2 separate regions of the Homo sapiens genome follow, and region 2 is linked to region 1. A link is a contact called in ENCODE Hi-C or POLR2A ChIA-PET data. All regions are on one chromosome and are shown on one strand. Each heading gives the region's core, a stretch centred on a gene start or an enhancer-like site at or near the end of the contact. The rest is flanking DNA. Distances are from core to core; before and after follow the strand shown.

Evidence for each region. A loop is a pair of places that touch in the nucleus more often than their neighbours do. ChIA-PET counts read pairs that join two places held with the same protein, here RNA polymerase II (POLR2A). Pooled maps may share reads with other maps.
Region 2: a loop to region 1 is called in a map of CD8-positive, alpha-beta T cell, with 27 times the contacts of the local background. The contact joins the promoter of BRMS1L here to the promoter of PSMA6 in region 1. A Hi-C loop is called at or near these places in 8 of 168 maps with a recorded cell type or tissue (B cell, CD4-positive, alpha-beta T cell, CD4-positive, alpha-beta memory T cell and 3 more), 9 of 37 single-sample maps with no recorded cell type and 17 of 50 pooled maps. POLR2A ChIA-PET finds 5 or more read pairs at or near these places in 12 of 52 experiments (B cell, BJ, Caco-2 and 7 more).

The regions. Positions count from the first base shown.
Region 1 is chr14:35,287,207-35,293,773 of GRCh38, forward strand. It overlaps PSMA6 (proteasome 20S subunit alpha 6), which reads left to right and starts at 5,176. Exons shown (of 7, transcript NM_002791.3): 1 at 5,176-5,346. The coding sequence starts at 5,271. The region is part of intron 9 of PRORP-PSMA6 (PRORP-PSMA6 readthrough); the gene reads left to right. RefSeq lists enhancers at 427-486, 4,877-5,463, 5,180-5,259, 5,380-5,499, 5,580-5,639.
Region 2 is chr14:35,821,893-35,829,028 of GRCh38, forward strand. BRMS1L (BRMS1 like transcriptional repressor) reads left to right here and starts at 4,446. Exons shown (of 10, transcript NM_032352.4): 1 at 4,446-4,766. The coding sequence starts at 4,625. RefSeq lists silencers at 4,487-4,586, 4,837-5,006.

The DNA.
Region 1 (6,567 bases), core at 3,926-6,425:
AATTAGTGAAAATCTGGCCAGAGAGCTGGGCAGAGTCCTACGTCCCTTTCTTTACCCAGAACTGCTACATCCCTAGCTCTGTCCTTATTACAGCTGTCCTTTGGGGCCCCTTAACATCAGGATACTCCTCTAAGATGCTGTATTGCAAGTGGCCAACTCACAGGGCACTGTGTTTCAACCCCTGCTAATATCATATGGAAACACAAATAGGCTTCTTTTTTTTTATTCCCTGGCTCACTGAAACTGCCGGCAGAGCACCTTAAGCTAAGGGCTACATTCTTATCTTGCCTTTAAACACCATGTGATTCAGCATGTCTGCAGTCTCTGGGAATCTACACTGCCACTTTCTACCTTTGCCTTGTGGGTAACCCTTACCTTCCACCTACCTCCACCCCCAGGGGAGAATGTGGGCCTTGCCAAACGGAGGCCCCCAGGAGATTTTCCAAGACTCACGAGATGTCAAGTCATCTCTAAATTTTTTCAAAAAACCAGAAAGTCATTTCAAAAAGTCTAACTTGATGGCCCCACAGAGAGGAAGATCAAACTTTCCACACAGACACAGCAAGTCTGCCACCCAGGCTTGTGTTAGAGCTGCAGTATTGGTACCCAGACATTTCTGAAAGCTCCCTGACCCAGGGGAAAGTCCACCTGAGTGAGTAGTTTAGCTGCTGCCCGGAGCCCGTTGGCACATATTCACGAAGTCGGCTTCCAGGGGATTTCCCTTTGAATGGAATTGGCAAACGTTTTGTCTTTCTGAAAGATTTCCCAGAGGAATTCATTTAGCTATGTGGAAAAATCTCAAATTCTAATATAAAATCTCTGACCTTTTAGGGTTTTGAAATTTGGATCTCTCATTTACTGACAAATCTTTTTGAATAAAGAAAAACAATTAACATAATAGAAAACCTAAACAGTGAGAATGCATATTCAACAAATGATTGGAGTGCTTACCTCAGGCTAGGCACTGTTTGGTATTGAGGATACACTGGTGAACAAAACAGATGTGGCTAGTTGGGCATGGTGGCTCACGCCTGTAATCCCAGCATTTTGGGAGGCCGAGGTAGGCGGATCACTTGAGGCCAGGAGTTTGAGACCAAACTGGCCAACATGGCAAAACCCTGTCTCTACTAAAAATGCAAAAATTAGCCAGGCGTGGTAGTGCACACCTGTAATTCCAGCTCCTTGGGAGGCTGAGGCACAAGAATCACTTGAACCCAGGAGACGGAAGTTGCAATGAGCCGAGATCGTGCCACTGCACTCCAGCCTAGGCGACAGAGCGAGGCTCCATCTCAAAAAATAAGCCAAAAACAACAACAACAACAACAAAAACAGATGTGGCCACCACCCTCAAGGAGCCTGATTTTTAATCCTAGCTTTCAATTTATGTTTGTGTTGAAAATGAGGTTGATTCCTTCCAGGAAGTATCCTTTAGAGTATTAAAATATATACACCATCCAAAATCCTATGCCCAGCTTAAATACCATACCACAAGAGGGGATGAAGATTTGTTTGAATGTGTGAAATAATTCTCATAGACTGCAGGGTGCGTAATATGTGTGATTTGAAATATCCCATCACAGGCCAGGCATGCTGGCTCACACCTGTAATCTCAGCACTTTGGGAGGGCAAGGCAGGAGGACTGCTTAAGCCAAGCTTGTCCAACCCATGACCTGCAGGCTGCATGTGGCCCAGGATGGCTTTCAGTGTGGCCCAACACAAATTTGTAAACATTCTTAAAACATTATGAGATTTTTTTGCAATTTTTTTTTTAGCCCATCACTTATCATTAGTGTTAGTGTAGTTTATGTGTGGCTCAAGACAATTCTTCTTCCAATGTGGCCAGGGAAGCCAAAAGATTGGACACTCCTGGCTTGAGCCTAGGAGTTTGATACCAACTAGTAACTGTCACAAATGAATTTAAATTCAGGTTTAAATAAAAAAGGATGAACTAACTCCCACACCATTAGGGATTCATTCATTCAACTAATATTTATTGAGCACTTAATATATGCTGGTTATTGTTCAAGTTGTCTGAGCTGTATCAGTGAACAAAACAAAAATCCTTGCCATCACAGAGGTTAAATTGTGGGTGGGCATGAGGGACAATAAACAGTGAACAAATTTATGATTTTTTTTTTTTTGAGACAAGGTCTCACTCTGTTGCCCAGACTGGAGTGCAGTGGCATGATCTCAGCTCACTGCAACCCCCACCTCCCAGGCTCAAGCGATTCTCCTGCCTCAACCTCTCCCGAGTAGCTGGGATTACAGGTGCACACCATTACTGCATGGCTTTTTTTGTTGTTGTTGTATTTTAATAGAGATGAGGTTTCACCATGTTCGCCAGGGTGGTCTTTAACTCCTGACCTCAAATGATCCACCCACCTCAGCCTCCCAAAGTGCTGGGATTACAGGTGTTGCACCACGCCCAGCCTAAATTTATGAATTATATAACAGAAAGAAAAAAGATACTCAGGAGGCTAAGGCCAAAGGATCCCTTGAGGCCAGGAGTTTGAGGCTGGCCTGGGCAATACAGTGAAACCTAGTCTCTAAAAAAAATTTTTTTTAAACTAGCCAGGACTGTTGGTGTGCAGCTGCAGTCCCAGCTCCTTGGGAGGCTGAGGCCAGAGGATCACTTGAGCGCAGGAGTTCAAGGCTGCAGTGATCATGCCACTGCACTCCAGTCTGGGTGACAGAGCAATACCGCATTTCAAAAAAAAAAAAAAAAAAAAAGGCAGAATAGCAGAGCAGGAACAAATGAAGGCAGAGGGGGAGAAGTATTAAGAAATTAAGACTGCTACAAAGTTTTGGCTCTGAAGACTTGGAAAATGTGGTACAAGGGGCAGGAATTCGCTTGAGAGGGAATAGATGAGATAAGGAGTTCTCTTTCAAACGTGGGGTTTTGAGGTGCCATATGTCTCAATGTGAAAAATATCCCATTGGCAATTAGAGAAGATCCAGTTCCAGAGAAGGGTCCAGCTAGAGACCTAAATTCAGGAGACATCAGTATAGAGCCAGCTGTTGAGGCTGTGAGACTAAGTTCATCCTCCTAGCAGCCTTACCGAGAACTCTGACTATGCAGGCAAACAGTAGGAATTACAGTATACCAGGCTCTTTCAGAGTCTGAGAAGACAAAAGTCTTCAAAAGGTCAAGAGGAGTTGGTCCTGAGAGTAGGGACCTGAACCAGAAGCAAGGGAAAACTTTTATCAGTCCACTTGGGAACTAGCCAGTGCTGGAAAGTACCCTTTGTGCCAGAGATGCTGTATGCATTTACCGTTTTCTTAACCATGTTTCAGTTTGGGATTTTTTAGATTAATAAAATAGAAATTAATTTTTAAAAACACTTGAGAAATTGGAATTCCCTTATGAAGGTCTTAGAACATTTTTTCTTTAAAATAGAAAGTTAGTTTAGGAAATACATTAAAGGAGTAAGAATCCCTACTTCAGTATTACAGCAGGCATTACAGTGCCACAAACATTAGTGTATCTTGCCTTCCTTGTACACAAACCATCTTTATCTGGGGAGAAAAACAACTATCCTAACATTATGTTTTGCATTTTGTATTCATTAAATGGGAGTGTGCCTTGGGGAAAGTCAAAATAGGCACAAATTTGCGATTTGAAAAGCCACCTGCTCTTCTCCCGGAGCTACCTCGCCAGCTTGGAATTACTCTCATTAATCCATGCAACACTAGCTGCTCTAAGCCCCATCCCCTCAGCTCTAGTTCATTATTAATCAAGGGTGCTTAACCTCATTCCCCATTACTCGTATTTCAACCTCAGTTCCACATTTTTTTTTTTTTATTTAGATAGATCTTCCTCTGTCGCCCAGGCTGGAGTGCAGTGGCGTGATCATAGCTCACTGCAACCTGGATCTCCTGGGCTCAAGCCATCCTCCCACCTTAGCCCCCCGAGTAGCTGGGACTACTGGCGCGCGCCACCACGCACAGCTAATTTTATTTTTTGTAGAGACGGGGCCTTCCTATGTTGGCCAGGCTGGAGTTAGGCTTTCTTTCTTTTTTTTTTTTTTTGAGACGGAGTCTCGCTCTGTCGCCCAGGCTGGAGTGCAGTGGCATGATCTCGGCTCACTGCAAGCTCCGCCTCTCCGGTTCACGCCGTTCTCCTGCCTCAGCCTCCCAAGTATATGGGACTACAGGCGCCCGCCACCACGCCTGGCTAATTTTTTTTGTATTTTTTAGTAGAGACGGGGTTTCACCGTGTTAGCCAGGATGGTCTCAATCTCCTGACCTCGTGATCCGCCCGCCTTGGTCTCCCAAAGTGCTGGGATTACAGGCGTGAGCCACCGCGCCCGGCCTCCGCTTTCAAGACTAAAAATTGCCTGGGCACTGTGGCTCAAGCCTGTAATCCCAGCACTCTGGGAGGCCGAGGAAGGTGGATCACTTGGGCTCAGGAGTTCGAGAGCTGCCTGACCAACATGGCGAAACCCCGCCTCTACTAAAAATACAAAATTAGCCGGTCCTGGTGGCACACGCCTATAATCCCAGCTACTCGGGAGGATGAGGCAGGAGAATCGCTTGAACTCAGGAGGGGGAGGTTGCAGTCAGCCGAGATCGCGCCATTGCACTCCAGCCTGGGCAACAAGGGCGAAACTCTGTCTCAAAAAAAAAAAAAAAAAAAAAAAAGACTAAAAATTGTCGGGGCTGCTGGCCAAAAGAAGATCTTGCCTGGCTGTCAGAAAATAATGTTCTTTCCAGCGGCTGCTTGAACCCGCTTCCTTCAGTGCCTAAATTTAACGGCTGCAGCTGCAGCTGCAACCTGTTTCCCCCGTAATAGGAATGAAAGTGGAGGATAAAAGAGGTTAGGAAGAAGGCAAGCCAGCAGTCTGACCAGACACAGGATGCATGTAAGAGACTTGTTAATTACACGTTCTATTTAGGTCACACTGATAGGCAAATCGCTATTCTGGGCCCCCAGGAAGCCTTTTCGTCCTTGCTATAGTCAATTCATTCTCCAGATGAAAGCCTGAAAGCGCCACGACCCAAGTTTCACGTCTATCCACTCAAGAGGCCTGCTTGGCGCAGGCGCATACCTTCAAAGGCCTCCCGCCCTCACTCCACCACCCCCTTAGGGGGCGGGGCCTCAGAGCTCAGTGCTCGAACTGGCTCCAGAGCCGTGAGTTCGGCATGCAAGAGCGGAAGAAACGCGGCTGGTACCCCGGAAGCAGTCGCTGCAACTTCCGGGAGGTGCTTGTGTGCCTGGTGCGGGAGCTACGGGGCCCAGGGATTGTGTTTAAAGTAGTGCTTCTACCAACATGTCCCGTGGTTCCAGCGCCGGTTTTGACCGCCACATTACCATTTTTTCACCCGAGGGTCGGCTCTACCAAGTAGGTGAGTGAACCAGGTTCGCCTGTGGGCCACCTGAATTGCCCTGTCATGGTACGTGCCTGGAGCGAGCAGACGCGGCCCGGGTTTAGTCTGGGGCCGAAGCTGGGCTGGAGCTGGGAAGGGAGAACGGCTGAAGCTGGATTGAGCTCTGTGGTGTTTGCACCCCCGTCTGGACGCAGGGATCGGGGGCCTGAAGGCCTGTCTCTGCAGGGCGAGCGGCCACACTGCGTAGACCCAATGGAGAGTTAAGGAAGATAGGGCTGTAATGCCTGACTCCGGCTTCGTGAGGCCCCTTCAGTTATTGTATTCTGTCCTGGCCAGGCACAAGGTCTGTTTCTAAAGGGTAATTGATTCCTTAACGTCTCAACTAAAATGCCTCCTCTCCGTTTTCCTTTGTTTGCAGCATGGACTTCTGTGGTTAATTCCACACAGGCACTCGAAGCCTGCTATATACCAGACACTGCTAGTCCTAGGAGATACAAATGTGAATGTTACACCCTCTTCTATACTGAAGCTCACAGCTTAGAGTGACAGATACGTTAAACAAACGGATAAAAAAAATTAAAAGTGCCAATTTACAAATATCTACAGAGTTCAAGACATCTTTGGGAATCTGATAGAATGAGTGACTCAATTCTAGAGCTGCTCTTGAGATTGGCATCCCCTTTTTACCCACATCTGTTTGAATGCTCCTGTAATTTAAATGCCGATTCTGAGTTGTAGATGAGGTACTGTGTACTAGTTTACTGAAGAACACCTGTAGTGGAAAGAAACTATCAGTTACTCGGAATAGTAATGTATTGCGCTGAAACGGTGTCAAGGTTTAGGTTATGATTATAAGCCAGACCCTTGATCTCTTACCATAGAGAATTTAGTGTCAGGAGGGCTTGATTTACATCTGGTCCGTGATGGTTTTATTTTTGAATGAGTTTAGTGGCTCCGTGTCTTGCACAGTAATATAATCATCTGTGCTTGGAATCATAAGGAGAGAGTTGGTCTGTAAATGAGGTTCTCTTCACCTGTAAATTTTAGAAATAGAGTTAAAGATAACTTGGAATGAAACTGCTCAGTGTATTACTGCATAGTGTATATAATGTAGCAAGAAACATCTTGTTGGATAATTCAGTAGCCCTTTTAATTTATCCCCAATTGAAAAACATGATTAAAGATAGAACAAAGAGATAACTGTATCCTCAAAGAATTTTCATTTATTGTATTAAATTC
Region 2 (7,136 bases), core at 3,196-5,695, 530 kb after region 1:
ACTTCTTATTTTACAACGGATCAGAGATTATGTGGTTTGCCAAATTTTATCAGTTGGTTACTAGGAGAACAAGGCTAGAACCCATGCCTCCTCCTTTCCACCTTTCCTGTTTTTCCTGGAACAGCAGAAACAGAAAGCAACCACTAGAGGCGCACTGTATGCCAGTGGTTGCACACAGATTTTTATGTCAGACTACCCAAGTTCAAATCTTAGATCTGTTACGTAGTAGCTATGTGACTTTGGCCAAGTACTCTAACTGCTCTGTGCCTCGGTTTTTTCATCTATAAAATGGAGGGCATAATAGTATCGACTTCATAGGATTGTTATGAGGATTCAGTGAATTAATGTACTTAAAGCACATAACACACTTGGCACATTGAGTGACCAGAAATCTAATTGTTACGATTTAGCACACACTCTGATAGCTGCTGATATTTAGAGGCCAGGGATTTTACCCACAGCTGTTTTTGTTTGATCTGAAGTTTAAAGAACACAAACAAAACAAAACAAAAAACATCACTTGAGATAATGTTTATAGTTCTAGATATTTCACATAGAGATCCAAATTTCCGGTTTCTCTTTGAAATCAGAAGGTCTGACATCGGTAGGCCAAAATTCTCAGGTAGTAACAATTGGCTGGGGCCAAATGCAGCTGCCCCCTTTAATCCGTACCACTCATGTAAAGCTTACATCTTTTAACTTGACCTGCCTGACTACTGCATGCCTTTGCACTTGCATTTCAGCTTAAGACAACCTCTGCTCTCAAGGAACTCATAATCCAATAGGTGAGACGCATTTGCTAAACAGTTTACAATATATTGTCATAGGAACAAGTATAAACTTGCAAATTTCAAAATACAGCAGTCAACTGAAGGAACAGGAGTGCCCTGAATGGTAGAGGTGCTGACGGTGATATGTGTTGTCTAAAAAGTGGCTTTGAAAAAGAAAAGGAGAGGAACAGGGTTGTAAAGGAAATAGAATGTGCAAAGACACTGAAATGGGAAACAGCTTGTGTGTTTAGAAACTGTAAGGAGTTCAATTTTGGACAATACTGTAAAATGAGAAAGGGAGAAGTAGGCTGACACTAAATATAATACACATCCCTTATTTTGTATTTTACTCTGTAAGAGATAGGTAGCACTTAAAAGGTTTTCTGTCATTAAATTACAAATCTAGGTTGGGTACAGTGGCTCACATCTGGGAATCTCAGTGCTTTTGGGAGGCTTAGGTGGACAGATTGCTTGAGACTAGAGTTCGAGACCAGCCTGGGCTAGACCCTGTCACTAAAAAAAAACGAAAATATTAGCTGGGCATGGTGGCATGTGCCTGTGGTCTCAGGTGTTTGGAAGGCTGAGGCGAGATGATCGCTTGTGCCCAGAAGTTTGAGGTTGCTATTGCACTCCAGCTTGGGCGATAGAACGAGATCTTGTCTCTAAATAGATAGATAATTAAATAAAATTGCAAATTTAACTGCATATTTTTGGACCTTGTCTTTGAGAATGCAATGCTATACAATCCACAATATTCTATGAACTTTTTTTTTTTTCTCTTTGAGACAGGAGACAGGGTCTCACTCTGTCACCCAGGCTGGAGTGCAGTGGTGCAATGTCGGCTCACTGCAATCTTGACCTCTCAAGTTCAAGCAATTCTCTCACCTCAGCCTCTGGAGATTGGGTTTCACCATATTGGCCAGGCTGGTCTTGAACTCCTGACCTCAAGTGATCCACTCGCCTCGGCCTCCTAAAGTGTGGGGACTACAGGCGTTAGCCACCCTGCCGGCCTGTACTATCTTTCAATAGCAAATTGCCACTTCAAGAAGAAGAAACCCTGTCGTTATAAGGGGTAAAATATAGTTTTAAGATTGGTCTGCAAATGAAGTTTCCTTATCCGTAAAATGGGAATAACAATGGCACCTAACTCAGGGCTATTAAATTGAGAATTAAACTCACTAAACCCATGTAAAGGGCTTACCAAGATACCTGATACAGAGGATAAATGGTCACTTAATGAGTTATGATACCTATTGAGGCTTCCTTGTCTATGTACCCTTTATTTATTTATTTATTTATTTATTTATTTTTATTGATCATTCTTGGGTGTTTCTCGCAGAGGGGGATTTGGCAGGGTCATAGGACAATAGTGGAGGGAAGGTCAGCAGATAAACAAGTGAACAAAGGTCTCTGGTTTTCCTAGGCAGAGGACCCTGCGGCCTTCCGCAGTGTTTGTGTCCCTGGGTACCTGAGATTAGGGAGTGGTGATGACTCTTAACGAGCATGCTGCCTTCAAGCATCTGTTTAACAAAGCACATCTTGCACCGACCTTAATCCATTTAACCCTGAGTGGACACAGCACATGTTTCAGAGAGCACAGGGTTGGGGGTAAGGTCACAGATCAACAGGATCCCAAGGCAGAAGAAGTTTTCTTAGTACAGAACAAAATGACAAGTCTCCCATGTCTACTTCTTTCTACACAGACACGGCAACCATCCGATTTCTCAATCTTTTCCCCACCTTTCCCGCCTTTCTATTCCACAAAGCCGCCATTGTCATCCTGGCCCGTTCTCAATGAGCTGTTGGGCACACCTCCCAGACGGGGTGGTGGCCGGGCAGAGGGGCTCCTCACTTCCCAGTAGGGGCGGCCGGGCAGAGGCGCCCCTCACCTCCCGGGCGGGGCGGCTGGCCGGGCAGGGGGCTGACCCCCAACCTCCCTCCCAGAAGGGGCGGCTGGCCGGGCGGGGCGCTGACCCCCCCACCTCCCTCCCGGAAGGGGCGGCTGGCCGGGCGGGGCGCTGACCCCCCCACCTCCCTCCCGTCCGGGAGGCTGGCCTGGCGGGGGCTGACCCCCACCTCCCTCCCGGACGGGGTGGCTGCCGGGCGGAGACGCTCTTCACTTCCCAGACGGGGTGGCTGCCGGACGGAGGGGCTCCTCACTTCTCAGACGGGGCGGCTGCCGGGCGGAGGGGCTCCTCACTTCTCAGACGGGGCGGTTGCCGGGCAGAGGGTCTCCTCACTTCTCAGACGGGGTGGCCGGGCAGAGACGCTCCTCACCTCCCAGACGGGGTCGCGGCTGGGCAGAGGCGCTCCTCACATCCCAGACGGGGCGGCGGGGCAGAGGTGCTCCCCACATCCCAGACGATGGGCTGCCAGGCAGAGACGCTCCTCACTTCCTAGATGGGATGGCGGCCGGGCAGAGACGCTCCTCACTTTCCAGACTGGGCAGCCAGGTAGAGGGGCTCCTCACATCCCAGACGATGGGCGGCCAGGCAGAGACGCTCCTCACTTCCCAGACGGGGTGGCGGCCGGGCAGAGGCTGCAATCTCGGCTCTTTGGGAGGCCAAGGCAGGCGGCTGGGAGGTGGTTGTAGCGAGCCGAGATCACGCCACTGCACTCCAGCCTGGGCACCATTGAGCACTGAGTGAACGAGACTCCGTCTGCAATCCCGGCACCTCGGGAGGTCGGGGCTGGCGGATCATTCGCGGTTAGGAGCTGGAGACCAGCCCGGCCAACACAGCGAAACCGTCTCCACCAAAAAAATACGAAAACCAGTCAGGCGTGGCGGCACGCGCCTGCAATCGCAGGCACTCGGCAGGCTGAGGCAGGAGAATCAGGCAGGGAGGTTGCAGTGAGCCGAGATGGCAGCAGTACAGTCCAGCTTCGGCTCGGCATCAGTGGGAGACCGTGGAAAGAGAGGGAGAGGGAGACCGTGGAGAGGGCGAGGGCGAGGGCGAGGGCGAGGGAGAGGGAGAGGGAGCTATGTACCCTTTTTTTGAGAAAGTACATCTGGTTAAGTATGTATTTTTCATTGAAAACTAAAGTTAAATCAGGACTGATGGCATTTTCCGACTGCATTTGGTAAAAAATAAATGCCAAAAATATTAGATTGAAAATGCCAAGATAAAACTTCCTTACCTTCTGTATTGTAAAAGTTTCAAGAATAATTTAAAGATTTTTGCACAACACAGAAAGTGCAAGTTATCGTCTATAGTTAATAATTAAATAAAACAGTTTATTAATGGTAGGTAATAAAGGTGCTTAGTAAAACAGATGGTTCTCCAGTTCCCCAGGCTCAATGAGCAGGCAAAGATCCTTTTAGGCAAAAGACATTTTCACATCTAACAGTAACATCTCTGATGGTCAGGCAGGTCAAACAATCACTTGGCGGGAAATAGATAAATACAGACTAAATTCGCACAATCTGTTTCTGTTTAGTTTATAAACTGCGATCCAGAGTGTCAGCTTTCGTGCCTTGTGGGACTTGAAGTCCAGAAGGAAGAAGTGATCAGGGCTGCCGAGGGATGGAAGCGTGCAGCCCCTGCAGGTCTGAGACCTACGAACTACAACTCCCGGCAAGCATCGGAAGGCCGCGTCGTAATTGCGGGCAACCAATCGTACCAGAGCAGGGCAAGCCCCCGCCCTCTGGCTCGGTGGAAGGCCTCCGCCAATGGCAGAGCTCCCATCGCAGAGCCTGCGGGTTAGGTTGTGAGGCCCGGGCCGGGGGCGGGGAGGAGCCAAGGGGGCGAGCAAGCTCGGTGGCTGGGTGGGTTGGGGCGTTCCGCGCGCCCTTCATTGAAGCGGCGGTGGCCGGGCTGGGCGCCGGTAGTGGAAAGCGACGGCGCGGCTGGAAAATGCCAGTCCATTCCCGAGGGGATAAGAAGGAGACCAACCATCACGATGAGATGGAGGTGGACTACGCCGAAAATGAGGGGAGCAGCTCCGAGGACGAGGACACTGAGAGCTCGTCGGTCTCCGAGGATGGAGATAGCTCAGGTGCGCGACCCACTGCTGGGACCCTGAGTCCCCGCGCCCAGCGCGCGACAGGCCGCTCTCCGCACGCCAGGCGGCTGCGTCCTGCTGGGAAAGCGGGGCGGGGACAGAGGGAAGGGGCGGAGACTGGCTCTGGGCCCTGGGCTGCACCCTGACCGGTCGCTGGGCGCTGTCTGGCTCCTGATGGGTCCCGGCGGCGGGGCGGGGCGGGCCTGGGCTTGTCCAGCTCCCAAACGCGGCGTGGTCCTGCCCCCGGTGGTGCTCTGGAGCGACCAGCCCAGGCGGACAACTTCCCGCAGCAGACAAACTGGAAATGCCTCCTCTCCCCAGCCCACCGACCTCTTTCCCTATTTTCACCTTTGCAACCCTCACTTCTCAGCGCAAGTGAGTTGCCGGGACAGAGGGTCGGCTTAGTAATTAACCTCAGTTTGCAAGTCAACTTGCCGGTCAGCACTTTTACATCAGTGTCTTTTCGGGGGCTAACTTGAGAGCGGTCCCGTTCAGTAGCTCCCTGAAGTTTGCAAGACTGAGAGGAAGGGACCAACATTCGGGCTCATTTTGGATCTTCATATGCTTATAAATTGGCTGAGTTTTGGCAGCGTTGAAAATTCTCCAAGTCTTTTCTTCCCTTCAGTTTTTTCTAACTTTGGGCTGTTTTAAATTATTTTGGGTGGGGGAGGAGGGCAGATTAACACTACAAATAAATTTTGCAAACTTTTAGGAATGGTTATTCTAAAGTGAAATGGAATTTGTGATTACCGGGATTATTTTCTTTCGATTCAAATGATGGAGATGAGACTGACTTCTTTGTCTTGGCCTGATTTTGGTCATGTAAAGGAAGCATTGATGATAGGTTGATGACAGCCTAGTATCACCCAGATGCCCTCTTTTCATGTTTCCCTTGCAAAGCAAATCTCCATGGAAGGATATAATTTCAATCAGTAAATCAGCCATCCAAAAATATTTATGAGTGACTTCTTTGTGCAGCACTGGACAGTACTCAATATGAGGGATAAATAGTTATTATCTGGGCTCACTTAAAAAGCTATCATAAGTCACCACTTGATTAAATTGCCAAATGAATGCTTAACTAAATGTTGCTGTAGGAATTCAGAGGCAGAGGAAATCGTTTCAATATTGGGTGGTCACAAAGCCTAGCTGAAGAAGGTGGGATTACCTTAATTATCTTGAAGAATGAGTAGAATTTGGTTTGGGGTGGTGGGTATCCCTGCAGGGAGAGGGATGTAAGAAAAAGTACAAGGGCCAGAGTTTGGGGCTTATTCAAAAGAGCGTGAAAACCTTGGGAGAAGGAGTTGAGCTCGGAAAAGAACAGGAAAGTATAGATGTGAGTGATTTCAAAGAAAGCACAAAACAGGATTGATGAATGCAAGTTTAGGATTGAAGGTAAGAGAAAAACCAAGATACAAGGAGAGTGGCGGTAGCATCAACAGAAATAGAAAAGTGAAAGATTTGAGATGAAGGTGAAAGAAAAGAGTATTTCAGACATGTTGCTTTTTTTTTTCTTTTCTCTCTTTGAGATGGAGTCTCGCTCTGTTGCCCAGGCTGGAGTGTAATGGCGTGATCTTGGCTCACTGCAACCTCCGCCTCCTGGGTTCAAGCAATTCTCCTGCCTTAGCCTCCCGAGTAGCTGTGATTATAGGCGGGTGCCACCACACCAAGCTAATTTTTTGTATTTTTAGTAGAGACAGGGTTTCTCCATGTTGTCCAGGCTGGTCTCGAACTCCTGACCTCGTGATCCACCCACTTCAACCTCCCAATGTGCTGGGATTACAGGCATGAGCTACCATTCCCAGCCTTTTTTTTTTTTTTTTTTTGAGAAGGAGTTTTGCTCTTGGCACCCAGGCTGGAGTGCAATGGCATCATCTTGGCTCACTGCAACCTCCACCTCCAGGGTACAAGCAATTCTCCTGCCTCAGCCTCCCGAGTAGCTGGGATTACAGGCATGCGCCGCCACGCTCAGATAATTTTTGTGTTTCACCATGTTGGCCAGGATGGTCTTGAACTCCTGACCTCAGGTGATCTGCCTGCCTCGGCCTCCCCAAGTGTTAGGATTATAGGTGTGAGCCACCGTGCCTGGCCGACGTGTTGCTTTTGGAGTGATGGCAGTATGCTTAAGATTGCCCAACTGACAAATGGAAATGTGACATTGGAACCTGCCCGATATGGGAAGGGGAGAATAATTTGTAAGTCATCTGCCTTGCCATGAAAGTAGGTGAGATTTCAAAAGCGGGGAATATAGAGAAAGGAGACTGTATGGGAATATATTTCTTTTTTTTTTTTCTTTTTTTTGAGACAGTCTTGCTCTGTCACCCAGGCTGGAGTGCAGTGGCACGATCTTGGCTCGCTGCAACC